3 separate regions of the Mus musculus genome follow, and all the other regions are linked to region 3. A link is a loop called in an ENCODE intact Hi-C map of the cell type or tissue named here. Cell type or tissue: left cerebral cortex. All regions are shown on one strand. Links, peaks and the distances in the headings refer to the core of each region. The heading gives the core; the rest is flanking DNA.

The links. Hi-C counts contacts between places; a loop is a spot of excess contacts. Peaks named below come from ENCODE experiments on the same cell type or tissue, not always from the same donor. Only the 100,000 strongest peaks of a DNase experiment are listed, where the experiment ranks them.
Region 1: it touches region 3 in a loop (5-fold over the local background); 21 of 42 quality-filtered maps call a loop at or near these places.
Region 2: it touches region 3 in a loop (6-fold over the local background); 3 of 42 quality-filtered maps call a loop at or near these places.

The regions. Positions count from the first base shown.
Region 1 is chr9:27,105,541-27,116,086 of GRCm38, forward strand. It overlaps Jam3 (junction adhesion molecule 3), which reads right to left. Exons shown (of 9, transcript NM_023277.4): 2 at 809-874; 3 at 1-80. Among named protein-coding and RNA genes, the nearest start is that of Jam3, 45 kb to the right of the region's middle. In left cerebral cortex, for the core only: a CTCF peak has its summit at 6,348; DNase peaks (open chromatin) are centred at 4,133, 4,383, 4,874, 5,328 and 1 more place; H3K27ac peaks cover 3,281 bases.
Region 2 is chr9:27,295,669-27,306,214 of GRCm38, forward strand. It overlaps Igsf9b (immunoglobulin superfamily, member 9B), which reads left to right and starts at 3,436. Exons shown (of 20, transcript NM_001326702.1): 1 at 3,436-3,849. The coding sequence starts at 3,786. In left cerebral cortex, for the core only: a CTCF peak has its summit at 3,506; DNase peaks (open chromatin) are centred at 3,482, 4,244, 4,487, 4,937 and 3 more places; H3K4me3 peaks cover 4,261 bases; H3K27ac peaks cover 4,174 bases.
Region 3 is chr9:27,174,892-27,185,437 of GRCm38, forward strand. No RefSeq gene overlaps it. Among named protein-coding and RNA genes, the nearest start is that of Jam3, 25 kb to the left of the region's middle. In left cerebral cortex, for the core only: a CTCF peak has its summit at 5,846; DNase peaks (open chromatin) are centred at 4,251, 4,811, 5,322, 5,704 and 1 more place; H3K27ac peaks cover 3,456 bases.

The DNA of each region.
Region 1 (10,546 bases), core at 3,727-8,726, 69 kb before region 3:
TTGGCCATCTTGGATTTTCTTCCATTCAATCCTAGGGTCACTTGTCTGTGAGTCCGTAATGATGCAAGACAATTCCACACCTGGAGAGCAATGAGAGAAAGATAAGCTTAAACTTATAAGCTTAAACTTTCCAAGATGAGTTTCTGCCAGAAAAACCAATGAAAACATTAGTAAGGATTTCACTACAGAGAGCACACCTTCCCTTAGACACCTGCATCTATTATATGAGCTTTCTTTGTTGTATAGATACAAGGATAGGCAGGAAACAGATGACAGCCAATGTAACCTGCAGAGTGTGTTGCTAGTCTACCCAACACAACAGCCATCCTGAACATTCTTGGCTAGTCCATACAGGGAAGTAGGGGCTGGAGGGCCGGCTCAGTGGCTAAGAGCACTGACTGCTCTTGCAGCTAGCAGTTCAATTTCCAGCACACAACTATCTATACTCCATCTCCTAGAGACCTGGGGCCCTCTTCTGACCTCTGCAGTATCCTCCTGTGTACATAGGCTCACAGTCACAAATAAATATTTTTTAGATGATAATAGACAGGGTGTGGTGGTGCACACTTTTAATCCCAGCACTTGGAAGGCAGAGACAGACAGACAGACCTCTGTGAGTTCCAGGCCAGCCTTGTCTCTATAGTGAATTCCATGTCAGCCAGAGCTACACAGTGAGATCCTATCTCAAACAAACAAATATATAAATATATCAATACAATAAACACAATAGAACAGGTGCTGGGTTGGCTGCAGAGCTACCTAGTGTCCACTAGGGGGCCCCATCCCTCTCCATGTTTCCTGTACTTACTTTCAAATTCATGTACCACTGGGTTTCGGTTGCTGGATTTGAGATTCACTGCCTCTATCATGCAGCCTAAAGGGAAAAAAAAAAAAAAAAAAAGTAAAATCAGACAGCCCCATAACAGCAAGAAACTCTGGGTGGAGGCCACAACTTTTCCTTCCATGTAAACGTGGATGTCCATCACAAAACACAGGGTAAACAATAGTTGATATTTCCTTTGTTTCTCATATTCTAGAAGAACTTAAGGGAAGAGCTTTGAAAGTAAAAAAAAACACCCATTATTAATACTCATGGCAGCAAAGAACAGCACTAACTAAGACCCAGCAAGCTTTGAACAGAGTGACTGTTGTGTGTATCCTAATGGGCCCCGGTGTAGCCTCTCTGCTACAGCTACCCTGGGTAGGCTTCACAGGCATGTTGTTTGAGACAGGGTCTCTCACGGTCTGGAATCCCGGATTAGGATTGAATGTCTGGCCAGTGACCCTCAATGATCTACCGGCACTGGATGACTGATGTGTGCCACCATACCTGCCATCTGACACAACTCTAGAGACCTAACTAAGGTCTTCAATGCTTTCAAGGCAAGCGTCCTATTGACCAAATTATCTCTCTAGCCTATATTTTATTTTTAAATGGCACTTAGTGTCTTAGGTTGGGTTTCTATTGCTGATAATGCACCATGACTAAAAGCAACTTGGGAAGAAAGGATTGATATTATCTTACAACTCTTCACACTCCATCACTGAGGGAAGTCAAGGCAGGAACCTCAGGCAGGACCAGAAGCAGAAGCCATGGAAGAATGATATTTACCGGCTTCTTCCTCATGGCTTCCTCAGCCTGCTTCCTCAGGACCACCTGGCACCACCCACAATAGGCTGGGCCCTCCCACATCAATCATTAATCAAGAAAACACGCCCCCACACTTGCCACTGCAATCTAACGCAGACGTCCCTGTGAGTTGTTGGTCATAAAGGCCTCAGAGGCTCTAAAACCAGGACAGGCCACTGCCACTGCTCTTGGTTGTCCACTAACCTGACGTAAGTCCAAATTGATAAAGATACTATTGGCTTTAGATGCAGGATATCGAGAAATCAACTCAAACTGACCAGGAAACTAGCTTACACTGTTGCCAGAAGGTGCTGTGTAGGCTGCTAAAGAGAGAAGACATCAATGGCCTGACCCAGTGCTGGACACTGCATGCTACAATATTGACCTGCTGGCAATGCATGGCCACTGGTGCAATAGTGGTGTGACTGTTAGCGAGCAACCCTAATCCACGGGAAGTATTTCATGTCTGGTACTAGGAAGTTGGTCAAAAGCTTCTGGCTTGGGGATCCTCTAGCTGTTGCTTTGCTGTCAAACTGCTTTCTGAAGATTGATGGTTTTGTGCACAGACCTGCGCTTCTCTCCACCTTGGACAGGGAAGCTTCCTTTCCAAGTGCACAGTTAGCCCAGACTCATAACTGCTCCGAGGTATAATGAATGAACCGTGCTCAGCTATGCAAGCATCATCCATTGCAACTTCCCACCAGCCAGAGCTCAGGGAACTTTGCAAAACAAGACGGAAAGAACACAACAAACGGGATGGAGAGGAGAGATGTGAAATGCTCACTTCTGGACGTGCCGTAGCTGTTGCATTCATCGACTCACGGCGTTCGTGGTTGCTATTGTGCCGGTAACCAGCACAAGATCAAGCCAGTCAACAAATGCCTATGTGGCTGAGCGAGGGCCTAAGGAAGGCCCCACTTCTTTCAGAGGAAGTAATGGCAACTGAAGTCTTCTAAGCGAAAAAGAGTCAAACTTTCTATGCAGATGCTGATCGGTTGCTCATATTACACTGGATGTCCACACAGTCACTCATGTGCATATGAAGAGCACTAATGTAACTAGTTATTAACAACAACAACAACAACAGGGAAGACAAGAAGCTGCAAAGGAGAGTGTAGGAGGGGATGGGGTATTGGGAGGAGGTGGAGACGCAATCAAAACATTATATAAATGCATGGAGTTTTCAAAAATAAAATATTTTTAAAATAATAAATAAAAAGAAAGAAGCGAGGGGCTAGGAGTGGTGGCGCAAGCCTGTGACTCAGTTTGAGGCCAGACTATGATACATAGTAAGTTCAGGGCCATTTAGGGCTACTAAGTGAGACCTTGTCTCGAAAGCAAGAGTTAGGAGGAGATAATAAACACCTGGAAACCCCTTATCTGTGATCTGGCTACTTACTTCCCAAAGGCTAAAATGGTCCCCACACAAGGACATCCTACAATGCACCACCACAGGTTATTTGTAGCACAATGAGAGCAAGCAGAGAAAAGTTGACATCCGCATATCTCATCAAAGCAAACGAAGGGTCAGAGTTCCTCAGGTCATTTCCAAGTGTTCATATCCGCTGGTTAAGAAGCTAGCTCCAAGAATTACCAGCACCCCACCCTTCTGGATCTTATACCCATAAGGCAAATTTGTGCTTTCCCTGGGAAAGCAACAGTAGTCAGGATAAGGAATGTCACATGAAAATCCACCAGTTAAAGAGTGTAAGATGTCACATATGAGCAGCCAGTCAGGAGTGTGCAGAGCAGACCAGAAATGTGACCTAAACTTACAGACAGCATGATTTTGACAGGCACCAACTACAAACTACAAAGGTTTGCTTCTTGTAGATCAGCTGACTATTCTGCTAAAGGAATTATCCTACCTGCAAAGTGATGCTTATGGTAGAGAAAAGACCCAGCAAAGCCTGTACCCCTCAGTACTTTGACAGGCGATGGAGCAGGGCAAGGAGGCACACCGTGCTGCTGGGATTCTAATGAACTGCACCTCTGAGCATCACTGGGACTAACAACATTCTCAGCACTGACTCAGCCTCCCATATTCTCCAAGTAAAGACTACTGCATGCACTTCCCAGGCAGGGGACAGAGCCTACTGGCAACAAGCACAGGCAAGAATCGAGCCCAGGAGTTTGGACTTATCATTCCTACTTCATGATTTATTTTATTAATTTTCTTATAGAAAACAATGCTAAAAATCTACCCAGAAATAAAAGAGACAGCAACAGATCCACATAATGGAGATTTTATACTAAAAGAAAGACATGAATCAGACCCTGAAGTCTAAATTGATAGCCCATTGTTCTACAAAAGTCCCTTTTCAGACAAGTTTGCAAGGGAAGTGGCTTTAAAAAGGACTTGATGTGATGTGCAGTTGGCACAGTCCTCAGCAACCCAACAGCTCTCCCTCCCGCTCACGACATGGAACTGAGCTAAGGGGGAGGGCAGGGACCAGGCAAGGATGATAAGGCACAAGAGGAAGCGCTGTCGCTCTGACGTTCACGTGGCCTTCCTCGTGGCCAGCACCCAGAGCTGCTGTGTTCTCCACTTCCCCTTCCCTTTCCTTACCGGGAACAATTGAGGCACCTGTGAAAAGAACTGCAGTTTCCTCCTCAGTGTTGAGAGACCTAGAGACTGCCAGGGTCTGGGGCCAGGATGGCAGGCAAGCAATACGCCAATCCTTCACTTGCTTAAAATACCATTTCCCTAAGCCAGACTCAGAAAGGGATGTTTATGAATTGCTGGGGGGTGGACAGGGAGGTGGGCAGAGGCAGAAGGAGGGACAAGTGTGAGCCAAATCTACTGGCGTGCACAGATGAAAACACCACAGTGAAGCCACCATGCTAACTAACTAAGTGAAGGCAAGGACCACTGTCCAAGCCCTCACGCTCACGCGTGGAATGACTTGCCAAACATGCCTGGAGGTTTTAACACGAGGTGTTACCCAGGAAGCCTTGAGCAGCAACTCGTTCAGTGGAGCCAGGCCCCCATCTGTAGTTACACTCAGAAACAGTCTGTTGCCCAGCCTGGGACACTCATGCCTCCTCCTACCACCCCAGAGTGACTGGCTATAAAATGCTTCTACAGCCTCAAGCCAGACCAGCCAATAACATAAAATACTGCGGCAAGCCCAGACTTAAGCCATGACAGGTGCGGAACTGGAATGGCATGAGCTTCAGCCCTCACTCTTGTTAGCGCTGCAGTCCGCTCCTCTGCAGTCTGCTCGCTCGCTCTGGTTGAATGTTCTAAGGGTGTCACACACTCAAGAGAACTCAGTTCTAAGGGTGACTGCTCAGCATCTCGGTGCAAACTATGCATCTTCCTTCATTTTCTCTTCTTACTTTGAAATTAAAGCCATGCAAACCAGAGACTGGATCTACTGACTCAGGACTAAACCACTACAATAATGGGAGAAGGGGGCTCTATCTCTAACAGTGGCTCTATTTACCTACAGGGCCAGCAGCAAGAGGAGATCAGTAGGCTTAGTTTTTCATGGAAAATTACTTAACTGCACTTTATACCAATTACTATAAACCAGGATAAAATTTTTCTTTTAAAATTATTTCAGTCTACAATATGTTGTTGCTAAAACCTAGTTTATGTGTGACTGGCTCTCAGAGAATTTATATTTAGCTTTCTGGCACTCTGTTCACTTTGTCTCCTGCTCAAAAGAAAACTTTCCCCTCACCAGGACTCAAGCCGAGAATATCACGTCAGCACAGAGCACTGTGGGACTGTGCTGGCCCACTGGGGCTCACATCTAAATATAAAACAGCAACACGGGTTTATCCATGGACATTAACTGCGTGTTTACTGTTCAGAACAGAACACTTGCCCGTGCTTGTTCAGTGAAAGCCACCTTACAGAAAAGTATTTCCCTATAAAGCAGCATTTCAACAATGTCACAGCATATTAGCCAACTTTCCAGGAATTTAAGGGCAAGAATTGAGGGAGAGTGAACACCGAATGCGATTGTCCAGAACCTTCTACACATACCGCAGAACGTAAATCATTCAAAGCAGGTTCTGACCGACCACGGCACAGCTGGAGGAAGTCCTGCTTAGACTACGAATGTGATCAAGGCCAAACTAAATGGCAATACAATCTAACAGAGCCTTAGAAATGAAGTATAAGTCTACCTAGTAATACACGTGAGAGGACAGGATGAATAGAAGTCTTAGGCTAGCTTGGGATACAGAACAAAACCCTGTCTTTCTTTAAAATATTAAAAAAAAAAAAGGGGGGGGGTTGTGGTGGCGCACGCCTTTAATCCTAGCACTTGGGAGGCAGAGGCAGGCGGATTTCTGAGTTCAAGGCCAGCCTGGTCTACAGAGTAAGTTCCAGGAAACCCCCCCCCCAAAAAAAAAAAAAAAAAGCTGGGTGGTGTCACACACCTTTAATTCCAGCATTCAGGAGAGAGGCAGGTAGAGCTCTGTGAGTTCAAGGCCAGCCTGGTAAACACAGCAAGTTCCAGAACAACCAGAGAAACCTTATTATCTTGAAGAAGGAAAGGGGAAAAAGGAAAAAACACACACACACAAGGATCAGCCAAACAAGATAGAATTAAAAATAAATCTGGCTTGAATGGCTAATTTTATGTGTCAATGTGGAGGGTGCTTTTACAAAGCATTACTATTTAAACTGTGGAACTCTGGGTTCTCTGGTATCATTAGATCTTATCCTAAAATTGGCTGCAGATCTAAATAGACTGAAGAGCGCCCTCCCCATGTAGGAGGAAGTTCTTCAGCAAAATGTCTTTGGGCCTGGTGACATCACTGTCTGTCCAGGGTCACCAGGCTCCGGGGATGCACTGTACACTGCTAACATTTCAGCTTTCATAACCTCAACACAATTCCTTAGCATACCTCTTCTCTGGAGACCTGCTTCTCTGAAGGATGCTGACGTGCTAATGCTGTGCCTGTGGTACTTCTTAAAAGGATATCCTATGTTCACATACACTGTACACATGTGCAGAAGAGTTCTTTGAGGGACTCTCAGAGCACAGAGCCAGAGCCACGGCTCACCACATCCCATAAATCAGACGAGATGCTGTTTCTATTTGATTCTACTGTCTCCTAACTCAAGACACCAAAGATTTACTTTTTAAAAGATACTTTTATTTTTAACTATGTGTATATTTTGAGGTAGAAGGTGCACAGGATGCCTTCTGAGTCCAAAGAGAGCATCAGATCCCCTACAGCTAGAGTTAACAGTGACTTTGAGCCACCTGATATGGGTGCTGCCTGTCAAACTCAGGTCCTCTATAGGAGCAGTATGCATTCCTGATTGCTGAGCCCTCTCTCCAGCTCCACCAAAGATTTCTTAAGCACAAATATGATTAATATCAAAATAGTAAAACTGTCTAATAATGCCTGAGACAAAGGTGAGTAAAGAAATAGCCGCCCCGGAAAAAGTGACCACGCACACACACACACACACACACACACACACTCCTCTCCTTTCTCTAAGATGTTGCTTTGTACACTTGAAAGAGGTCTGGGATTTGTAAAGGGGAGGAGCTCTGTGTGCACTCACTCTATGAGGAAAGACCACGAGAAGAAAAGGGGTACCCGCATTACACACACTCTTAAGTACTTAACCAATGGGATGTGGCCTCTGCACTCCATCAGCACCAAACACTCTTCCAGGAAGAATGGAGGAAGAACAAAATACCAAGTAGGCCTGAGGACAGGGTCGGAAGGCAGAAAGGCAGAAGGGGAAACAGGAAGAGAAAGACTCCCCCAGAGTACTAGCCTACCTCTTTTTGTAATTGGTTGTTGGCCTCCATCCTTTTTAATCATTCAAAAAGTTTATACAACAACAAATGAGCTGGGCAGCATCCCTGCAAGAGTCCAGCTTTAGCTGAAACCAGTATAGATCTGTAATATGCTTAGGAGAGAGAGGGTAGTCAGCATGTTCGTAAGCCCAGCATCATCGGCTGCTAATAGCAGACTAATTGAAAGCTCAGAGAGACATCTTTTCCATGAGACTCATCTTGGAGGTACTGAGGCATGACAATGGTGATGACTAAATATACAGCACGTGTCAATGTATATTCTTACTCTGTAGAGCATCTCACCTGCAAATACATCACCCCTAACACTAACCTGACTGGAAGCCTTGCCTGGTGCGACTCTGTGAGCCGGTCCTGTAAACACTACTTGCATGTCATTACAAATTCTGGTATCAGAATTCCAAGACAAGAATATGTGCTCTTATGTGCTACAAAGAATCTACTCAATTTAATTCAAATGGAATATATTCAATTCGATTCAAGTATATACCAAGTTATATTTGCATTCCAACTGTATAAACTGTGCAATAATCTTCCATCTTGCTTACACTCTCCAAGGCCCTGTCTGGCTCTGCAGCCTGAGGAGATGCACAGAAGCGGCCTTAGCTGCTGTTGTCACGGGCAGGGGAGGAGGATGGGCCTACTTTAGGTGGAAGTGGAGTCTCCACTTCATGCTCAGAACCACTGTAAAGAAGGGATGAGATTTCTTTATCCCATTGTCCTAGCAATAAGAAACATATTCAAGCTACAGGACTTTCAGCTTTAACATGTTAAAAGAAAAATAAACATGGTCTAAAAGCATCCTGTGTAACTGAAACTGAAGAACCAGGAAAATTAAGAATGGTTTTATGAAGAAAAAAAAAAAGAGTAAGTTCAATTCTCATGTGTACAGGCTAACTTCAGCTCAGTCCCACCAAAATAGGACAAAACTATACACTACCAAGAATTTGTCTATTACAGGAAAGACTTTTCTAACTCACTGCTACTAAGTTATATACTTAGAAATAGAGCAGCTTGGTTGTATTTTTCTCTCCTCGATGAATAAGAAAAATATTCCCAAGAGCTAGGTGGCTAGTCGGGTCCCTGTAATTCCAACTCTGAGCAGAGTGAGCTGAGAGCGGAGCATCAGAGAGCGGAGGTAAGGTCGGAATGCACAAGTCAGACACCTGTCTGCGCTGCACTGAGACCGTGCCTCACAAACGGAAAGAGAGCATTAAAGAAATGCATGTATATTCAGTGTATAAATTATACAAATATAGTATACAAATAAATGTCAACATGATTCAAAATAAACATTGTAGTTTTATGTGTAGTTTAAGAAAACAAGCAATTAGGAGTAACTACTATACTTTAATGCCATACATATAATCATGACTAAATATCTAAAGTTCACTGAATAAATAAATTCACAAGTACAAGAAAAAGGCAAGAATGAAAAAAAATATTTTTAAAGAGGTAGAAAAGAAAATGCAACCCACGGCACATTCGGAAGGCTGGGTCACTGCAACCAAGGGGATTCACAAGTATTAATGGTGGCAGGCTCCATGCTAAGTAAGCAGCAGCCTTCCCAGGGCTAACTCCCACTTGTTTGTTTTAAATGGCTTTGCCATGCGTAAGAAAGTGAGAGGTACTATTTTAGCAGGAAACATTTCAGACTCATGCTGAAGGTAACCATTCCAGCCCAGAATGAAAAAAAAAAAAAAAAGCAAGGGTTTCCTAGCGAAGTTACTTACCAGTAATTTCGGGTATCAAAGTTCAAAATTTAGTCCTGCCTAATCTACACACTTTTTATGTCCAAAGCCACTGTGAAAAAATGACCATGACATTGTCTCTGTTGATTCAGCTTAAACATATATACTATCCATGAAATAAATTACTTTAATTAAAAAAGGAAAAAATCAAGCTGGGCAGTGGTGGTGCACGTCTTTAATCCCAGCTCTTGGGAGGCAGAGGCAGGCGGATTTCTGAGTTCAAGGCCAGCCTGGTCTACAGAGTGAGTTCCAGGACAGCCAGGGCTATACAGAGAAACCCTGTCTCCAAAAACCAAAAAAAAGAAAGAATCAAAAGATGCCAGGAAGGATGACATAATGGGATTCCTGGAGTATAATGCTGCAACAGGGAACACATGACTCAGCATTTGTGGAGAAATTAGAATTAAAGATCATAAAGAGTGAACTTTATTGTACAGAAAATTAACAAAAGAATCAGCTAGGATGTTCAGGAAGCTAAGTTGAAGGACAGAATGTGACAAAGGAAACAGTTACAAATACCAGAACCTCATTCCCTGGGATCCCTGTTGGGGGGCTGGGGGGACCTACTGACAAGTGCATCTGAGAGGACACTGCACTCTAGCTCTCCCCCAACAGTAATGTGGGTTAGCAACTCACATGAGAAAAAAAAATCTTTACATATGTAACAATCAAAAAAATAAATCATGTTGTAGATAGAGAGCCAAGTTTCATACACTTTTTATTTAATGTACACAGACATGTGGGCATGCGCAGGGCAGCAGAAGTACATGTATCATCTAGCCCCGTTCCATAGAGATCCTCGAGGCAGAAGCACCCTGGCATTCTAAATAGCATTCTCCAGTAACAGGACGTAGGGCACACTGGAGAAAGGGGTGATTCTGTCAATAGAACTCAGAAGATGAGCCTTGAAGTACAAAAGGTAAGAAAGTGCATAAAAACAAATATCAAAAATGTTAAAGAATAGGCTGGTGAAATGGCTTAGCAGTTAAGAGCATCTATTCCTCTTGCAGAGGACCTGGGTTCAATTCCCAGCACCTACACAGTGTCCCTCTATAATTCCAGTTCTGGTGCTCTGACTAGACTCCATGGACTCCTACACATATGGTACATACAGAATCCTACAAGTGGGTAGAGAGATGGCTCAGTAGTTAAGAGCACTGACTGCTCTGCCAAAGGTTCTGAGTTCAATTCCCGGCAACCACAAGGTGGCTCACAACATCTGTAATGGGATCTGATGCCCTCTTCTGGGGTGTCTGAAGACAGTTAGTGTACTCATATAAATGAAATGAATAAATCTTTTTTTAAAAAAATCCTGCAAACATACACACATAAACATAAAATAAGTGGGTTTTTTTTTTCAATTTTATAAA
Region 2 (10,546 bases), core at 1,917-6,916, 120 kb after region 3:
GGGGGTTGGTTTGTGTTCCTCTTTCTTACGCCTCTTGGAAGGGGCCCATGTGGCCTCTGAGTATTCAGCTCTATGTCTCTGCTAGGGATGGAGGGGTTGCCATTTGTTCTGAGTCAAATGCTCAGCCATATGTTAAGAGGAAAAGATCTGACTGGCCTCATTCCTCTCTGCCAGTTGCTACAACACGTGTCTCTTGAGCTGATCTGAAATGAACCGGCACATGTTGTATGATAATGGTCATGATGCTAATTTTTTCCCTCTTCAATTCAATTTCCTTCCCTTTTCTCTCTGTCTTCACTCTTGTGTCCCTGTATTTCCAGTTGAATCTCCAGATGAAATACATTCTTTTTAGTTTCCTTTGAACATCTCTCTAGTTCAGTTTATTCTTTTAAGTTCTGATCTGATATACGGTTTTAACTTCCTAGCAGAAACTACCATCCTCCTGAAGACAAGATGGGTGGCCAAGCAAGGATAGCAGGGATGGACTGTGGGAACTGCTTTATCTTTTCCTCAACTTCTGGGAAGAAACTGTCTCAAAGTAGATGCTCCATAGATGTTAAATAGATGCGTCTCTTCTACCTCAAGGATTGAAGGACCTGGGGCTAGACTATGGACTCAATATTGCCTATATCCCAGCCTCAGAAGACAAAGAACACCATTCCACAGGTGTCAAATGCTGCTATGAGCATATAAAAGGGGATGAATCCTGGAGTCATGCAGTTGTATTAACCATTTTTTTTGTTTGTTTGTTTTTGTTGATTTGTTTTGTTTGTTTGTTTTGTTATCATGAAATATTCAAGGAGGTAGACTCATGAAGAAAAGAAAGATTTACTTAGCACACAATTCTGCATGCTCACGGCTGTGGTACCTGCTCTGGTTTATTTCTGTTCAAAGCCCCAAGACAGATGGAAGATGGCAATAGCTTTAGCATGTGCTGGCAAGCGGCTGGATTTCAAGCCAGGTAGCAGGTAGAGAGGAGGAGGGGCCAGCCTTTCTCCCTTCTTAACAGCACCCCACCCTCCGCTTTGTTTTCTCTTCTCTTTTATGAGAGTAGGGTCTCTTGTAGCTCAGGGTGACCTTCAGTTTTGTGTGTAGCTGAGGATGATCTTGTACTTCTGACCTTCCAAATGCTGGGACAATTACCTAGGCCACCAAGTCCAGCTCTGCTCATGACAGCCTTCTTATGAGAACTACCAGGGAGATCCCAGGAGAATTACCTAGCAGTGGCATGGCTTCCAGTGACTTAAGGACTTCTCAGTAGAACTCATGTTTTTTTTTTTTTGTTTGTTTGTTTGTTTGTTTGTGTGTGTGTGTGTGTGTTTAAAATGTATATGAACACAGTGTTGCTGACACACCAGAAGAAGGCATTTGATCCAATTATGGATGGTTGTGAGCCACTATGTGGTTGTTGGGAATTGAACTCATGACCTCTGGAAGAGCAGCCAGTGCTCTTAACCCTGCCCCCCCCCCCATCTCTCCAGCCCCAAACTCACGTCTTTATATTAAACTATATCTATATGTGTTTGTGTGTGTGTATGTGTGTGTGCACATGAGTGCAGTGCCTGTAAAGGGGTGTTAGATCCTTTAAAGCTGTAGTTACAGATCATGGACAATTACCTTAGGATGTTGAAAACCAAACTCTGCAAGAGTTGTGCACGTTCTTAATTGCCAAGTGTCTCTCCAGCTCCTAGGACTTACCTCTTGAAGGTTCCATTCTTCCAATACTGCCACCTTGGGGATCAAGTTTCCAACAACATGAACGTTTCTGAGGTCAAAATTAAATCATAGCCTAGCCTCATCACCCATTCTGCAAGTGGATCCCAATAAGTCTTGATAGACTTAGGACCCAGAGGAAGTATGTATGGACGTATATAGATGTGTGCAAACCTGTTTATGGGGAGACTTGCATATGTGTGTGTTGGAGGTAGAATTGGTGCATGTTGCCTGAGAATTGATGCGTCAAGGAGATCTAGAGCGTGCAGCTTCACCAAAGCCCCAGGAAAGAAATGTCAGCCCAGAAAGGACCTAAAGCAGTGGCCCATGGGAATATATCAACAGAGTGATAACTCATGAGTGTGTTCGCATGAGCAGGGCGAGTTTGCAAGCAGGAGGTATTCAGAAGTCCAGTTCTCCAGATGCTATTCAGATGATAAAAGTTCATTAGTGTGTGTGCTTCTCTGCTTAGGAGCCTCAGCTTTTCATCTCCTGGATGGCAACGAGAGTGGAGTTCTCCAAAAAGAATGACCCTCCATCACTCAAGGCCACTCTATGTGAGATACACGAGTCCATGCGCACACATTGGCTTTTCCAGCAGTAAGCTGTTGGTCTATGGGAAACTTCATGCTCTGTGCTTATTGAGAGATTGCCTTCATTGCCCCTCCATTTCTTCCCTGGCCAACAGCCCCTCCTAGGGAGCTGTGCCTCTCAGCACTGTGTCAGAAGCTTGAAAGAATAAACATCTCCACGGCAGCCTCAGAACACTGTGAGATGGTTGTAGAGGCTTTCATGATGCTCATTTATTCCTTGTGTAAACACAATTGTATTGGGGGAGGAGATGAAGAGATGCTGGAGTAGGGAGCCTGGGATATAGGAAGCTCTTCCAGCGTCTTTATTTATTATCTTCTGCAGAAATGAGGAGGACCTTTCCCTTTTCCTTGGTTCTCTACCTCACCCCCTGATCGCTCACAAACGCCACCTTGACTTTATGCTGCTGATATGGGGCTGGGCTCTCAGTAAGGTAGGAGAGGAAGCAGCATTTGTGTGCAGGAGAGGCAGCATTTATTGGGGGGGGGGGGTTAATGGCTTTAGTAATCATGAGCAACGATGACCAGCAATGGGGGTGGCAGTACGTGTGCACATGTGTTCCAGAGGGGTCTGTGACTCGCCGCAGCTGAGCCAATGACTCATTCCAAATTTAGCGACTTTTAGAGGTCATTTTAGTCATCCTCCTGGCTTTGGGCTGGATGGAGCCTAACTTAATATAACGTTTGGTGGAGGTAGTGTTCTGAGAGAGTGAGCAAAGAGTGGGGGTGGGGGGGGGAGGTATCACGTGGTCTCTTTGAACCGTTCTCCAGAAAAGGACGTTCCCTAGTTTCCCCAGGATGCTTGGGTTTCCCTATCCCCGTATCAGCGTGGTCCTCCCGGGAACTGCTTTTTTTTTTTTTTTTTTCTTGATAGAAACCGGATGTTGGATTCTCAAGGTGGGCGGGGGCTCCATCCCCTCGGATAACCTGTCAAGGGTTATTGAGATTCTTAGGGTCCCACTAGCCAGTACGAGAAGCTACCATCTATTTAATCAGAAACTTGCCATGCAGTCTGAGCTGAGAACAGAATAGAGCAAAGACGTTACAACGCCTTTTCCCAGGCAATGCGCATGATTCTGCGGCTCTGTGCTCGCTACACTTCAACGCACCTTGAAATGGGCTCGCCTTCTTCGCGCAGCGACGGACTAAGAGTTTAGCCAATCAGTGCCTAGACTCGTGAGCACTGTCCAATAAACAGCCGCCAGGGGCGGACCACCAGGACAGGCCCGGCTAGGCTTCACCGTGGACCTGGCTGCGCTCTGCCTCGGTTGGCAGTGCAGGTGCCGCTGCGCCGGGGCCCGGGAGGCTGCGCGCGCCGAGACGAGCGGAGCCAGGAAGGGATGGAGAGCGGGCCGCCCGGGCTACAGGAGCACCGGCAAGGGGCGTAGGCGGGCGAGAAGCGGGCACTGAGGCACGAGAAGTGTGCAGACGCAGGAGCACTTTGCGATAGGATGAGGCTCTTGGCTGGCGCGCGGTAGTACTATGATTTGGTATGTGGCCACTTTGATAGCAAGTGTGATCAGCACCCGAGGTCTTGTGGCTCAAGGTGAGTTGAAGTGCAGCATCCCTCCTCCAACCCTCTTGGCGTTCTTAGACCTTTGCTCCAGGCTCTGGCTCCCGAACCCCGGGGGCGAGGCTCCGGCTCCGGCCAGGCGCACCTCCGAGCACTGGCCCGGGCAAAGGCTGGGGAACTGCGGGTGGGAGGAACTCGGCGGGAAGGTGCGGGAGCCCTTGGGCTGCGAACGCCTTGGAATCAAAGTGGACTTAGTCTACCTTAGGCCCCTTGGTTCACAACCACACGTCGAATCTGAGCTTTGGGGAACCCCTAGTGCTCTAACTCTGGCTGCTGGGGACTTTGATGGTCTTTAGGCAGGATTCCGCGCGTCCCAGCCCTGCACAGCACCGCTGGATGGAGGAGCCCTTGAAGGGAGGCGCGATTAAGAGGTTGGGAGTCCCCGCAGCCGCCTCGAAGGGATCGGGTTCTCCGCCCCGCGCCCTTCCTTTCCACACATCTTGGCCGCGGAGGTCGGATCCCCTTGGCAGGTGACAAGCAGAATTGACCTAGAGGCTCCGAGCAGCATCTGCTCTTCTTGGTTCTGTCGGCCGCCCGCGCCCACCTTGACTGCATCTGGGCCCCGGCCAGGCAAAAGTTCCCGGGGAGGCGCCGTCGCCGCGCTTCAGGCTGCCCGGCCCAGCGGCCTCGGGGCGAGGGCCGCGAGGGAGGGGTCTGCCCAGCTGCGTCTCAGAGTCGAGTGGGATTTTTTATTTCTGCCTTCTCGGGTTTGAGCCCAAGAAAAAGCTAGGGAGAAGCCAAGGCGCGGGGTGCATACTTGAGCGCGAGGGCTTTCGCTTTGGAGATGGCAGAGCTCTGGGTGGCACCCGGCTCTCGGCCCTTGTATGGAAGTCAGAGCCGAGCCTGGAAGCTGCCAGGACTCTGAGCTCACGGTTTCTGCGCGCGGAACCGACCCGACTGCGGGCAAGTTCGCAAAGCAGGGAGATGGCGGCGGGAGAGGAACGGTCTGTGGGTGGAAGGCGACAGGGTGACGAGATTCTGCGGACTAGGGAGCCTTTTTGAAGGGCTCTGCTGGAGGCGCGGGCTTCCCCGGCTTCTTTTGCACCTTGCCTCGGGGCGTGTGGGGGGGAGTGGTTTGAGAAAGTTTCCGGATTGGAATGTATCTCCTCTGCTACTTGAGAGGGGGTTCTGAAACGAGAGAGTGGGGCGAAGGGAAGGACAGCTTTCCAACAAGCACTATGATGGTCGGGATGGTTATAAAGGTTTCCATTTGTCAGGTGGGAAAACCGAGACAGAGTGACCTCAGAAGAAGCTTATGGAAAAAAGGTGGATCTTGCTGTGCTTCTCCCTTCCCCCTTCCCATGCAGTCTTTCAGTGACTTCCTCCTCCTCCTCCCCTCTGGGTTTTGGTATATTCTGCTGTGGGGCTGTCCCTGAAAGCACAAAAGGCTGTGCTAGCATCCGAATTGAAGAGACACCTAAGGAGGGCTCTTCAACTAGCCTCCCAACTTTAGCAAGGGACAGATTTTTTTTTTGTTTTGTTTTAATTTAAACACAGACTACAGGAAATTGGGTTTATATTGCCGAGATTCACAGAATGGCTAGATTGAAGAAGGAACTTCCCAGTGTTGAAGGTTGTTGGTTGTGAAGGTTATTGGTCCTTCTGTCTGGAACTCCTACTCTTCTGTCTGGGAGCAAGGGTGACCTGATTGGTCTTGGATTCTTTTTAGTCTGAAATGGCTCAATGAGGCACTTACAGACATAGGCTTACTGATAAATGGACAAGATTCAAATCCTGGCCGTCCCACTTGCTGACCCCGTGACCTTGGACACATTTCTCAGCTTTTCTAAATGTCACTTACCTCAGTGGAAAGTGGGTTAGCTGTAGGAGTTTGTAGAGGCTTGGAGTGTGTGAACAGTTCTGTGACGAAGTGGCTGGGTGCCTGTTGTGAAATATGTGCTCACCAGACATCAGTGTTAGCATTTCAGGATCTATGGGATGGGATTCCTATTGGGTTATGCAGGGAGCGGAGAGTTAAGAGTGTGTTGGGGGACATTCAGAAGATTGCCTCCGAGGAAGCTAGACCCCTTCCTGGGCTGACCTTGCCTGGTGGAACCTCTCTTTCCTGCATCCCAGGGAAGTGTGGGTGGGGCATGCAGAATTGCTTGGAAGTCCTTTACAAGGTCTGCAAAGCTGAAGTATTGCTGGCTGCCAGATGCTACAGCCTAGAGCGGGGGAAGGGCACCTGCTCGCCTGTGAGGCCAGGGTTGCCAGTGCTGATGAGAGAGGCCTTATGGGATCCAGATGTTCTGAGAGGGGCAGAGGTGACTTTGGAGAAATCCTTCAACCTCAGGGACTGTGTGCAAAGCAGGAGTCGCTCTAGGTGAAAAGAATCAGGCCCATCAAACTGTCAGCTTGCAAGTCTGGGACAGAGGTGGGCATGGGCTCTTCCTTTTGACTCTGGTCAGGCATCTTGGAAGTAACTGAGCTCTGTGATCCAGTTGGGAGGGTAAAGAAAAGAGAAAGGTGGAGGCAGGTGGATCTCTGTTGTACAGAGAGAGTTTCAGGACATGGAGAAACCCTGTCTCAGGGAGGGAGGGAGGGAGGGAGGGGGACAGGAGAGGAGAGGAGAGGAGAGGAGAGGAGAGGAGAGGAGGAAGGCTATTGATGTAGTAGTCTCTGCATCACAGACATCTGCCCAGCAATCTGGGGGAGTTTCCACACTATGTGGAAATCCTGCGCGAGGTATAATTGACATTCAACCTCCTGTAAGGGAGGGAAGTCTGTTCTTCATTCCCAGTGTTACCTCCACCGAGTCTGCTGGTGGACTCCCTGGCTCCTGTGTGCCCAGGCCAATGAAAATCTGATTCAGATTCTGCTTGTGCTTGGAGCAGTGCCCTCTGTCCTCTCTGGCTTTGTCCACCCAGCCTTCCTTTGTGGATGGAGATGAGAAGGAGTATGTTTAAAGCCCAGGACAGCCTCTCAGCTGGGAAGAACTTGGTGCCGGGTGGTGAGTGCTGGTATGAGTGTGTCTCAGGACATTTACACGGAGGCGGGGGTGTGTCTGGTAGGAGGCCCCCCTGCAAGAAGCTGGAATAGGTATGTGTGGGAGGAGGCATGATGCTGCTGAGTACTGGAAAGAGTCAGCTGGAAGCAGTAGGCCGATAGCCCAGCATGCAGCAGTCCCTGGAGTTGTCAGGTCCCTGGTTCAGGTGGTTTCAAGTTTATATCTGAGACGGAGAGTTGGGGTCTGGTTTCTCAAGGAGTAAAGGTTGCTCAGTTAGAGAGCTTGTATCCGTCCCTTCTTTGCTGTGCCTGGCACTTTCCAGGGTCTAGGCTCCCTCTCTGTCCTCAGAGTTGGCCAGCCTGTTCGGTTTGCTTTTTTTTTCTCCATTCTGTTGGGTGCTCATTAGGTTTCCCTGCAGCCCTCCTGTTTGCACTGAAAATGCGGGGGTGGGAGGTGAGGCCGGAGTTAGGATAGCATCAGGAACAGTGAGATTTAACTGATTCCTGTCTCCACGAGAGCTGCTCCCTTCTGGAGGCTTCTCAGCTGCTCTCCCCACCCCCACCCTGGAGTGACATGACCCCCCCCCCCCTTCCCTCTGCTTCCAGGGATGGGTTGAACAATTTGTGTGAAGAGTGGATCTTGATGAGCTGTGATTGGTAAGAACTTTTGGCTTCTTAGAAGAAGTGTGCATGTGTACATATACATACGCGCCCTAGGATGTGTTATGTATATTCCTATATGCATGAGTAAGTGTGCATATTTTTAAATGTGTGCACACACACATATATCCCCGTATGTATGTGTATGTGCCTCTGTAACCGGTGTTTCCACTTAGTTAGATGTGTAGCGTGCCCTTGCAAGCACTTGTGTGTTTATGTGCACTTGCGTGGAGCACATCAGGACAGGAGCATTTATGGACAAGTCTGAGGTAGGAGCCCCTCTTGAGTACTTGGGGATGCAGCGAGACTGCTCGGCAAGCTGCTTGCTTCCCTGTTCGTTGCTCTGCACCTGCGTCCCTGTTCTCGTAGCCCAGATGTTCTTAGAGTTGGAGGCTCCAGCCCAGAGCTGGGGCGAAGAACTGCCTGAGGTTCAATACCGAAAGCCTAAGTAACAGGGCAGAGGCTTGGCCCACGGGGAAGCCGACTGCCTCTCTTGCTAGGAGGCATTAGTTGCCATCAGTCTGGCACAGTCCAGGGTAGATAAAGAAAGCTCTGGGCATCTGGGGAGATGGGAGAGGATTGGGGTTGGAGGAGCAGCTTGCAGTCAGGCTTCTGCCCCAGGGGCACTGCCCATGGGTGTGGTCTGGTCTGCCGGAGGCAACTGACCTATTTTTCTTAGAAATCTTCCTGCTTTCCTATTCGCTCTTGCATGAGTAACCAGGAGAGTGGTGAGTGGAGATGGGGCCTCTTCGAGGGTTTTGTAAGTTCCGTGAGGTCAGGGCTGTGACCTGCCTGCCTGACCTTTGGACAAAGAGGGGACTGATAACCTACGTGGCCTTGTGCCTTCTATGCTGCCCCCTTATCTTCTTCCTGGTGAAGTATACCCTAGATGTGGGGCTGTGGCAAAAAGCTCGTTCATGGGCACAGATTGTAGCAGTGATGCATTGCTTGCGTCCTGGTTCGGAGCAGGGATGCTGTTGCTCTACCGGGAGGGAGTAATCTCTCACTCATATCCTATGCCTATCTGACCTATGATGCCCTTACTGGCTAGCCTTGCGGTGTACAGAGCAGGATGCCCTGTGGGGTACACAGGCTACGGGAGGACAGGCTTCTTTCTAGGTGTCAGGGCTAGGTTGTGGGTGTAGGGGGTGGGTATGACTTCACTTTTCTGCTGAGGAGCTATGAACTGAGATTGAGTTACAGACTTCCTTCCTGCCCGTGGCTCCTGGGGAAAGGGTTCTTGGAAATATAATCTAGCCCAGCAAATTAAGGTCACTAATAGCACTGGCACTACCAATGCTATTGGAGGTGGCGGTGGTGGTGGTGCGGCAGTCCAGCCAGAGGGGTTGGAGGTGGAGCCCAGTCCTCCCAGTACCTTGCTGTTCCTAAAGTTGGAGCTTACCTACCTTGGTCTCTTGGCCTCCTGGGAGGGGTGCAGAAAGGCTGTGAGGATATTGGCCAGGAGCCACAGCAAGGTAGGGCTTTTCTAGAGTGTGAGAGTCCTTTCTAGGTAGAAGGATGATAGATGTTATAGATGGTCTCAAACCCACCCAACCTGTGTAGGCAGAGAATGGGAGTCCCTCGTGTCCTGGGTACTGGTTGTATCTCTAGGCTAGACTCTCTTGTGTGCTCCTTACGCAGTGCTGGGTGGCAGGAGCCAGCTTTCTGCTGTCCTCAGGTCCTCCTCTGGGTGTGTGCCTCCCACGTGGTGGGAGCCCAAGTCTGCTAGCTTCCTGGAATCTCCTGGAGCCTCCTGGCCTGCTGAGGAGGAGGGATTGGGGGACTATTGGGGGCTGTGTCTTTTTTGGACTCAGCAGGGATTATTTTTAGGCTGGCAGATGGAGGTGGCGGTGGCTGTCGCTGGTATTATTAGACAACAGGCCTGTGGTTTGAGAGTCTGGTGCCCAGAGGAGGAGGAAGAGGAGGCTGCCATGAGGAGCCATGGAGGCTGGTAGTCAGCCTTTGTCTTCCCTCCTCTTAGCCATGGTCCAGCCTGGCAGGACTTTCAGGATCAGGCAGAGTGACCTTCACTAGATGGTCACCATCTGATCTAAGTGCTTCTAGGAGGAAGGCCTATTCAGAATCCATCTGTGGTCTTGGGATGTGGAGTCTGGACTCTCAAAACCTCTGCTGACTGTGGGTGGAAGCTCTGACTCTGTATAGGGGAGAGAGGCTTTGGTCATGTGGGTTCTGGAAGGACTCTTGATCCACTATTTGTTACTTAGGTAACTTTTGGGAAACCCATTTGCAAGACAGAAATAGCAGACCTGTGTCAGGGGCCACACTATGGGCATGTAGCATCATACTCCTGGTACAGACCCTGTGTGTGGTGTGGGGCTGGGTAGTGTTCTACTTGTCTCCCGGGTGCAGTGAGGGTTTCTGCACCTGTCTCTTGCCTCTTTTCCTGGTACTGAGAAGTAGTTTTCTATCCTAGGACCCTTCCTTCCCAGACCTTTCTTGGCTCCAGGTTGTGGGGTTGTGCCAAGCCTTGGATGCTTTGTAGTTCTGTGCACACAGGGTGTCTGCTGACAGCTTTGGACTCAGCTACCCACCGGGTACCACCTGGCCCAGAGAATGGGAGATTTGTATCCTATGGGCTTTCCAAAAGGTCAGCCAACCTGTAGGGGCCTGCCTGTTCCTTCTACCTGCCCTCTTGCTTTCTCTTTCCTGCCAGGGTGGCATAGCCCAAAAAGTGGGCTGGGGAGCCACTCAGGAGTCAGATCCTCTTGAAAAGTGCGTGTGGGGCTCAGGGTGTTTCCTAGCCTTTTTGATGTGCCTACCCCTTGCCAAAGCCAGTCTGGGGGGGGGGGGGATCTGAGGTCATTATTTCTAAGCATTACCTTTCCCCTCCTCCTTCCCCTGCCTTCCAGCTGTTCTCTGTGGCCCTGCTGGGGACCAAAATGCCTGTCTGCCTTCTGTAGGTGATTTTTTGAGTTTCATTGTCTTTTGTTATGGGAATTGCCATAAGAGTGACTCCCTAGTTGGGTTGGACCAGCCACCAGCTTGCATGAGATACATTTGTGCCCCTCCCCCCTAATTCCCTAACCTGAGTCTCTTTCACCCC
Region 3 (10,546 bases), core at 2,904-7,903:
TGCAATGTGGTCTAGCCTGATCTAGAATTCATTATGTAGCCTAAAATGGCTTAGAACTCCCAGCAATCCCTGTGCCCCAGTCCCTGTGCTAAGATTACAGGTATAGTTCCATGACTGCCTCACGTCCTCAAACACGTGGGCTCCTCCAACATATTTTTCTGTCTTTAATGAGCAAAAACAGTGCCCCCCCCCAGTTGCTCCATGACGCAGCCCCTTCCCAAACCCTACTGAGGCCAGCTTCTCAAGGTATCTTCCTCACACTCCTGGCTTCACATAAGATTCCAAATCAAAGCCTTCCTCTCAGAAATGCTTTTGACTCCCTAGCTAAGAGAAGACACAGCTCAACCCTTTAGAATTTCGTTCTCCATTTCTGTACTCTTTCCCTTCCGTGCTGAGCTCGCAAAAGAGGAAAACAAGTGTCTGAGTAGGTGCTGTGCCCGAAAGCTGCAGGCGTGGGATTTTTACCTCAGCATTTGCAGTGTCTAGCCTAGCATGTGTGTGTGTGTGTGTGTGTGTACAAGTTGTGTACAGGCATCTGCTTTCTGTCCGAGACAAATGTTCACAGGATTCTGTGGGATCTGTTTGTGAGGAGACCGTAGAGGGTCCAAGTGACTGTTTGTGGAATGCAGGCTGCAGACAGGAGAGGATGGGCGTGTATGCACCTGTGCATAGGCATGCAATTCGACTCGCAATTTTGACTCGCAATTCGGAGAAAGCCGCTGAGGAATGTCTAGAAAAGGACATGTGCAGGACATTCGAATTGAAGCAAGAGGACTCTTATGTGCATGGTACTTGTGTGGGATGGATTTCGGGTGGACACCAGAAGGGACACTCTTGTGCTTCCTAGAAGCCTGCAAACCCTCTGTCAGGAAAGCCCCTTAAATAGCCAGTTGGGACCAGTTATGGTGAGTTAGATCTGTAATCTCAGCAACTGGGAGACCGAGGCAGGAGTGTTGTAAATTTGAGACCAGCCTGGGACACACAGTGAGTTCCAGACTGTGCATGCTTGCTTTTGCGTGTGTGTCTGCACGGCGTGTGTGTACGTGTAAACAGCTAATATTCAGAGTGTAGCTTCTCTCAGGAACAGGCCTGGTCTCCAAGAAACTCATTAAATGACAAAATAAAACACCTTTGACCATGCTTTATCTGTTTCTCCAATCTTAAGGTCACAGGGCCAGCAATCCTGTGGCCAGCAGAACCTTTCAGCTTTTGGCATATGGGGGTTACTCCCTCTTCCTGCTGAGGGACCAGGGACACTCTGGGCCACATACCCCAAGAAACCAGGAAGAGGGAGAAGCTCCCATATGCCAAAAAAGAAATAAAGGGCGAGGGGAGGGAAAACAAACAGAAAAGCCTGCTTCTGCAAGCCTTTCCCTGTGTTCCAAAACCCAAGCTAGGAGCTCAGACTGTAGCCTTCCTAGCTTCCTGTTAGCTGGCCTGCTGGTGGGAATGGAAATCACCCTTCTGCTCTGGCCTCCAGTTATTCCAGCCCCATTGCTCCACCTTGTGGTCCATTCTAACTACTACAATTCATTTTTCTCGTCCAGTCCCCTTATCAACCAGCCCCCTTTAACACCAAATGTTCTCTAAAAATGCTCTGTCATTTTGACATTCTATATAAAGTGTCCTAGCATTATAAGAGCTTGAAGATGTAAACAGAGATTCCACATGGATATGAGCCCAGAGCTGAGCCATTGTGAGAAACAACAATGGTGAAAGCTGGGGTTTAATATGTTTCTGAGAAGTAGAAGAAGAAGAAGAAGAAGAAGAAGGAGGAGGAGGAGGAGGAGGAGGAGGAGGAGGAGGAGGAGGAGGAGGAGGAGGAGGAGGAGGAGGAGGAGGAGAAGGAGAAGAAGAAGAAGAAGAAGAAGAAGAAGAAGAAGAAGAAGAAAGCCATATTCCAGACACTTCAGAATGAACCAAGGAAGACCAAGGAGAAAGTCTAAGGTAGATTTTTAGGGTGAGTTTTCTACCCTCTAAGAGGATTTGAGCAGAAGAGAGTGGAGCAGTCCTGATTGTGTTGGAATCCACTTGCTTTGCATCTAGGGACCCTGTAGGGATGTGGCAGCACCCAAAGGGCTCTACCAGCAGAGAGGGGAATGTGAGCATCCCCAGAGAAGGAACCTATGTTGCTTGCCCAAAGAGGTCTGAAGGTGAAATAAAAAGATCTGCTTTAACTCTCTTAATCCTATGACTTTGAGACATCATGCTTTTGTTTAAGAGTCGCCCCGAGCTGTGTGGGATAGAGACTGAAGCAGCCTGGACTACGGAGCAAGAACCCCCAACATAAGTAATCTGTCGACCTGGACCACCACTCCATTCATGTGGGATATTACTTTTCTCTTGTGTGTTAGTCAACGGTGCCTGTGGCACAAGAGTTCTAACTTTGTTAGTATCATTCTTTTGGCTAGGATGCCTTCCCTGTCAGAGCTGTGAATCTAAATCTTCCTGGTCTTCAAGGTGAATTCAAACCCCACTTCCTCCACAAAGCCCTTTCTGGTTTTCCTGCTTTGGAATGTCCTTACATCTTTTCTTTAAAATCGTCCCAGGGACTGCAGTCCTGCTTCTCATGGGAGTGTTATGGGGGCCTTATAGTATAAGAGGCTCCGCTTCAGGTGTAAGTCCGTGGGGACTATGTCGGGGCATCAAATGTTAGTCTGCCGTGGCGATTGCTGAGATGAGTAGCCCATTTACTGATTGAAAGCAATGCCTCTCCTTTTCATAGTTCAACTGTCTTAGTTAGGGTTTTATTGCTGAGAACAGACACCATGACCAAGGCAACTCTTATAAGGATATTTAATTAGGGCTGACTTACAGATTCAGAGGTACAGTCCATTGTCATCAAAGCAAGAGCATGGCAGCATCCAGACAGGCCTGGTGCAGGAGGAGCTGAGAGTTCTACATCTTCATCTGAAGGCTGCTAGCAGAATACTGGCTTCCAGGAAGCTAGGATAAGGGTCTTAAAGCCCACACCCACTGTGACACACCTACTCCAACGGGGCCACACCTTCTAGTAGTGTCACTCCCTGAGCCAAGCATATACAAACCTAAACATGATTTCTCTCAGTGAAATTTTGTGAATGCCTTCTACTGCTCCAAGTTGGGATCATGCACTGTTAGGGCCTCTAAGACATGTGTCTTCCCACTACAGTACCAACCATCTTGCTGAAGCTGACTCTTGAATAGCTTCCCTCCAAGATGACGGCTCCATGAGGAAACAGACTGTGTCTTAGGACTCTAACTTGGACTGAAGATAGGTTTGATAACTATTCATGAATAAGTAGATGTGAAAATGAATAGATGGGTAGATGTGGAGATAGGAAAGGAGAGAATAGCTAAAGGCAGGAGCCTTTCCAGCTCTGTGGTGGTTTGAATATGCTTGGCCCATGGCAAGTGGCACTATTAGGAGATGTGGCCTTGTTGTAATAGGTGTGGCATTGGAATATGTACATCACTGTAGGGTGGGCTTTGAGGTCTTATGCTAAAGCTCCACCTAGTGTAGAAGAGATCCTCTTCTTGGCTGCCTGCAGAAGACAGTATCCTTGTGGATGCCTTCAGGTCAAATTGTAAAACTCGAGGCTCATTCCTGCACTATGTCTGCCTGCATGCTGCCATGCTTCCCACCAAGATGATAATGGACTGAACCTCTGAACTGTAAGCCAGCCACAATTAAATGTTTTTCTTTGTAAGAGTTGCCTTGGTCATGGTGTCTCTTCAAAGCAATGGAAACCCTAACCAACACAAGCTCTAAAAATAGTTGTGTGGTTACAGAGCTGTTTCTTTTTATCTTGTTTGTTGGAACCAGGGTCTCACTCTTGCCACATCTGACTCATTTGGAACTCACTGTGGAGCTTAAGATGATGTTAAAGTCTTAGAGATTCTCCTGCCTCAGCCACCCAAGTGTTAGGAGGATCACCCCTTCTATTTTATGCATTTTGGAAACTATCTGGAAAACAATGTCGGCAGGGTCAAGTGGTGATTTTCCTTTGACTGACGTCACGGATGTGCCTTGCTTCTGTGGGAGGTTTGCTCCTTGCCTGTTCTCTGGGCTAAGCCTGGCCCAGAATTTGGCAAGATCTCTGGGGCGTTTGTTTTTGTCACCCAGCCCTGGTAGGAGGGTGGGTGGGTGGGAGGGGAACTGTTTTGGGAAAGTGTGTTGGGGAGTGTTTATGTGCGTGATGAGTCAGGGCCCCTGGGAGCTGGGAGCCTTCCTCCCTACTTGCCTCTCTGTGGGGGTAGTTCTCACCAGTTGACGGGCAGAGGGTGGAGGATCACCAACTGTCTTGGAAAGTTTGGGAAGTTTTCTTAGTCACAACTTATACCAAGTCAGCTGGAGCTTTATGTAACTGGGACTTCACTTGCAGAGGAACAGAGGTGTGATGGCGTCAGTATGGCTCCCAGACATTGTATAACAGCACTTACCTTTTCAGCCCCTTCTAACAGCCAGTGTTTGAAGTCTTGCCTTGTCCTTAGAAGATAGTATTTGGGGACGTGTGGGGCTAAAGACAACAGCTGTTTTATTGTGACTAGAAAACAGCTTACATTATCTTAGTGAACCCTACTGGAGTAACCCCAAATCAACATCGAATGGGGGGAGTAAAGGCCAAGCCAGTTCCTCTGGAGCAGTAGGTTTGCATAGAGCCAAGCTGCCTATTCTCTTCTCCCTGCTATAGCCCCTGCAGTGCTGTTGGCAAATGCAGGGTATCTCTGTCCTCTTGTCTTCTAACTCTCTGGCCAGAGATGCATCATTGGGTTTTCTGTCTCTGATACTGAGCTAATTTTCCTATCATAGTCTGAGTCTTCACTAAAGCTCCACATAGGGCCTCCTACACGTGTACCTGTGGGTGGAAATGGACAGAGATGCTCTTACAGGGGAAGAAGCATGGGAAGGGAGATGTGTCCGACTTATCCAAATGGATGCTGATGACTTATTGAGGCTGAGGAGGCCTACTTTTAGATGGCAAGAAGAAACAACGAAGGCTAGAAATCAGTGGAGAGTCCCAGGACCTCCTGTAGAACCACTTCAAGGTAGACAAGCACCTTAGAGGAGCCTGAGTTTGTTTTCATGTGTCACAAACTGGAACAAAAAGGTTCCTTGTTGTGCTTCAAGTCTAAGCAATTAAGACCATATTTGGGGTGGGACGGGGAAGATAAAACAGAGTATTGATTTTTTTTTTTTAAGGGGGATGGCACTGATATGGATGTGCTCAGCTCTTTTTTTCCTTCTGGAACAAGAAGGAATGGATGCATTTGAGAATCTAAGCTGGAAAATGCAGTGAGATTTCTTGGCAGGGAGCTTGGCCACCCAAGCCCAGTAGCCTAGAAAGAAGAAAGTCCTCCTGGACAGAGCTGGAGTTAGGATGTGTGTCCATGAATAGATACCAAACAGGAGCAGGAGCCTAACGGTGGCTAGGACAGAGGACGAGATCCAGGATTCTGAATCTTCCAGCCCAGTGTTCAGTCCAGCTCCTTCCTCAGTACCAGGAAGATCTATGGGATAAATAAGATAGAGACGCGGTAAGTGAGGACCCCCCCCCCAGATGCACTTGAGCTTGAATGGAGCCATCCAAGAATGAGGTTGGCCCATGAAAATCAGTGATGGAGGATGTGGGTGAAGCTGGGGCATTACCAGGCAGGTTTTATTTTCATCTTTGGGATTCTGAGCCATGCTGGCACGTCTTGCAACACTGCTGGGAAATGGGGACACAGATAGTGGGGGGGGGAGTGAGCAGAGCAAGAAAAGACACAATGTCTTCCATAGCTTCCTGTCCTGCTGTGTGGCATACAACAGGACCTTTCTGAGTACAGAGAGAGAAAGGACAGAAGTTCCTCAGCACACCACCAGGTGCCAGGCAGGGACAGCACTGAGCTGGCCACAGGCTGCAGCCCTAGGTAATAAAAGCTTCGTCTGAGCTTGTGTGAAGACCATGGTAGGCTCTGTTTTTTTTTTTTTTTTTTTTTTTTTTTTTTATCCTCACAGGCTGAGCTCTGGAGATTCGCTCTTTCCCACACCTTCCTGCCTTATCCTACAGTGCTGGGGCATATCCTATTGCTTCTTCATCTAGGGTTTGGGAAAAGTCTCCATCATGAGGCACCACCCAAAGTCCTCAGCACTCGCCTGTGATCTATGTCTACCATGACCTCGCCTTGGCTTGGATCTGATCATGGAATTGCTTGTCTAAGGCAAAGGCTTCCTTTCTCAGATTATAGGTGTCTCCCTCCATTCCCCTTTCCCCCACTTTCAAATCCACAGATTGGGCCATGATGTCTAGGCTTCATTACAGAAACCGAAGTGTCTAGGAGTGAAGGAGAACATAGAACAGAGAGGTTGTTCCTACAACTGTGAGAACTGCACTGTGGGACTGAACACTGGGCTCTACTGACTACTAGTCCTCTGACCTTGGGCAGAAGACAAAGAAGCTCCAAGGACAGTATGTGTGTGTCTTTGAATGGTGGTTTCCACTTTTTTCCCAGGGAAGGATGGTAGAGGAGTCATGAGTCTTGGAGGGCATATTATATGGAGCATCATCTTTGTTTTGTGGCATACCACATGGTGAGCGCTCTATAAAGATGAGCTCTGGTTTGCATCCATACTCAGCCTTTCATGGCTAATATTAACCACACCAGGCCTAGACATGCACCTAGCTGTGCTGGCCTCCTCTGTTCTGTACCTAGAGCAGCCCATACTCAGCTCCATTTTTATGCACATAAATGTCCTCCTACCTCCGGCACAGCCTCTCGCACTCCCCCATCGCAGGGCCTCACTGAAGTGCTGCCTCTTTCCTCGATAATTCCAACCCACACAGATCTCTGCCTCATTGTACTTCCAGACAGTGCCTGAAAATTTAAGATAGGTGGTAGAATTACAAAATTCGAGAAATGAAGAGTCCTTAGAAATAACCCCAGTCAGTTGCTTTTAATCAGCAAGGGTTAATAAACAGCAAGGATATCTTCAGGACATCCCTGTGGCATGCAGTATAGGCATCACCAGTCACCACAGCACTCCTGATACATCTGCATCCTTCTCAACAGAATGCTCTAGGAAGACAGTACCAATCAATCAGGAATGGCACTGCTATCTACCATCTAGACTGCTGAGAAGTTATCTATGATTGAGTTGGAGGTAGCTGGAGCTTTTGGAAGTATGGGGACTTGCATTGGGCCCAAGGTACTGAGATAGTTGTCTAATTTCTATCCAGTGAGTCTTACTATCCCTGGAGCCTCTTTGTCTTTCGTCTTTAATTGTCCTGTGAGTGTTCTTTACTTGTTAGGCAGTGCTTTCACCAATTAAAGTTGTAGGAGTTGTGAAGGTAGGAACCAGTGTCTCACGTTGATCTAGTATCTTCCTCGGCACAAAGCACCCAGGATAGTTACTGATTCACCTGTTGATATACTCATGACTCGAGGCTTCTCCAAGTCCTTTGAACCTGTTTTCTAAGCTTAGCTCACAAGGGCAGTTGACCCTGGAAAGGGTTCAATTTCTCTGCTGGTCAATTCCACCCTGGACCCCCTGAGTTCCTTCTCCATACCATAATTCCTTGAAAGATGTTACACATCCTGGCCATCAGAAGCCCGTAGATGTCAGTTTGATTTGTGTGCTGTCTTTCTGGGATGTTTGGGTGGTCATACCTCCTGTAAAGTCTCATTTCATCATTAATTCAGTCGGAGTTGTAAGGGAAATCCCATGAGGAGTGAGTGTGATTGGGTGCCTACCTCTTCTGGGATGCTGTGGGCATGGTGGTGGCATTCTTGAAGGAGATTTCTTTCTAAAACAGATTTTAGCAGGAGAGAAGTGTCCTTGTCTTTCCATGTGGAGTAAAAGGAGAGGTAGCTTATTCAAAATGCCTTGAGACAAGAGTCACAAAACTAGAGACTAGTCAACGAAGGACTGGAGTCCAGATGTGTCCACTGGTAAGATAGAACTTATCATCCTGACTTCTGTCTATATCACCTAACACCACACTTGTAGACAGCTCTGGTCCCTTACTGGAGAAGTTCTCTCTGGACCTGGTAAATCCATTCATCATCCATAGCCCAGGTAAGACCACTGCCCTGATTCTGATAAAAGCCCCTAGGCCCTATAAAAAGAGGTAATTCTTCCTCCTGAATGCATGTACACACAGCCTAGGCACACACTAGGTCATGACTAATCAAGCAGGGGTCTTTTTCCCTGACAGCCTACATGGGAGCAAGGAATACAGAATCTGGCTTACCTTCCTCTATAGCAACTATTCTAAGTACCTCACACAAACAACTCTCTCAATGGAAGCGACTGCTTTCTTCTTCTTCTTCTTCTTCTTCTTCTTCTTCTTCTTCTTCTTCTTCTTCTTCTTCTTCTTCTTCTTCTTCTTCCTCCTCCCCCTCCTCCTCTTCCTCCTCTTCCTCTTCCTCCTCTTCCTCTTCTTCCTCTTCCTCTTCTCCTCCTCCTTCTCCTCTTCTTCCTCTTCTTCCTCCTCCTCCTCCTCTTCTTCCTTCTCCCCCTCTTCTTATTTTGTATATGTGTGTGATGTGCATGTGTTTGAGGCTACTCAGGTATGTTCATGTTCATATGTACGAAGGACAGACATTGATATGGAGACGTTTTAAAAAGATTTAATTGATTTGTCTTATATATGTGATGAATATGCTGTTGCTGTCTTCAGATACACCAGAAGAGGGAATTGGATCCCATTACAGATGGTTGTGAGCCACCATATAATTGCTGGGAATTGAACTCAGGACCTCTGGAAGAGCAGTCAGTGCTCTTAACCACTGAGCCATCTCTCCAGTCCAGATATGGAGAAGCTTAATCAGTCTCCACTTTATTTACAGAGGCAAGGTCTTGCTGAACCCAGATATTATCAACTGGGCTAAGTAAGCTGACCAACTTGGCAGGGATTACCCATCTCTGCCTTTAGAGTACCAGGACTATAGGTGGGCTGCTTTCCCTACTCAGATCTTAGTGGGTTATAGAGATCTGAATTCTGGTTACCATACTCAGGTGGCAAACAATGTACATACTGAGTCATCTTTCCTTGTCTGAGTTTTGAGTGTGATGAAATGCTTGGATGGATGGATGGATGGATGGATGGATGGATGGATGGATGGATGGATGGCTTCCTCAAGTAGCTGATGCCTAGCATCCAGTAGATATCAGGAGTCTCTGGCAGATAATAGGACACCAAGGCCCTTTCTCTGCCACAGTACAGCCTTCCACCAGAGGATGCAGGTTAAGGAGCAGCACTCTTCTAGTGTTAATCACTTGTCTTGGACTTTCAAGGTATGCATAAACTCTTCTCTCAGTGATTGCTTTGGTGCCCATAGTATATGGCTGACTGACCCAATTTCTCAGTCAGTCTACTCAGAATGTATGTATGCAGGTGTGTATGTCCTTGATGGCAGATATATAACATATAGGCTTCCAGGGAGAAGTGGTGTGAGCCCTCTGCAGCTGTGGTGTCCTTAACTTATTGGTCATATACTGGATACATTTCTGGGCTGTGGCACCAGGATGCATATATTGTCACATCAATACATGGTCAACATGTGCAGGCATTCCAGAGCCCTGAAAAATGCAGTCAACCTGTAACCCGCTCCCAGATTGTAACACTGTCATTTGGGGTCATACTGACCATCAGAGCTTGCTTTCCTTTCTCCCTCTTCCAGGCCTAGGAGAGTGACACCGACAGAGAGTGAGCCATAGCAGCTTTCTGTCTACACAGCTGGATTACTTCTGGTTTGGTAGAAGTCCGTAAGTCATGGGACAAGTGCATCACAGCTGCTGGCATTTCTTATGCTCCTAGCTGCCATCACAGAAAAACTTAGCTGACAAACTGGTACAGGTTCTGGAAGAAGCTGGTGGGCAGAGAAGGGAGCAAGTAGATATTAAGGCAGAGATCTTACCTAAAACTGGTGCCTAAGATTGCACTCATAGTTGTGTTTATGGGTATAGGGTATGTTTGTGGGTACTTGAGCAGGTAGGTATGCAGCGAATAAGGCATATACCCATGAATGCAGACGAGCAGTGGGATACACAGAACAAGGTGTGATGCTCCTCCTGATGTTCCTGTCTTAATGATGATGGACTGAACCTCTACCTGTAAGCCAGCTCCAATTAAATGCTGTTTTTATAAGACTTTCCTTGGTCATGGTGTTTGTTCATAACAGTAAAACCCTAATGAAGATACAAGGGTATATACTATCTCACAAGAGAGAGTGTAGCTGTTTTAGCAGTTTCTGTATGTTTCCATTTTGGCTTCATCATGCTTATTTGTGTGCTTGGTATGGCATGTACATACAGAATGCAATCATGTGTCTCATGTCTACATCACTGTGTTCCTGCTATTGAGTACCCACATCTGGACCTAAAGTTTAAATTAGCATGTTTAGCTGGGCAGTGGTGGTACATGCCTTTAATCCCAGTACTTGGGAGGCAGAGGCAGGTGGATTTCTGAGTTCGAGGCCAGCCTGGTCTACAGAGTGAGTTCCAGGACAGCCAGAGCTATACAGAGAAACCCTGTCTCGAAAAACCAAAAAAATAAATTAGCATGTTTATACAGCTAAATAT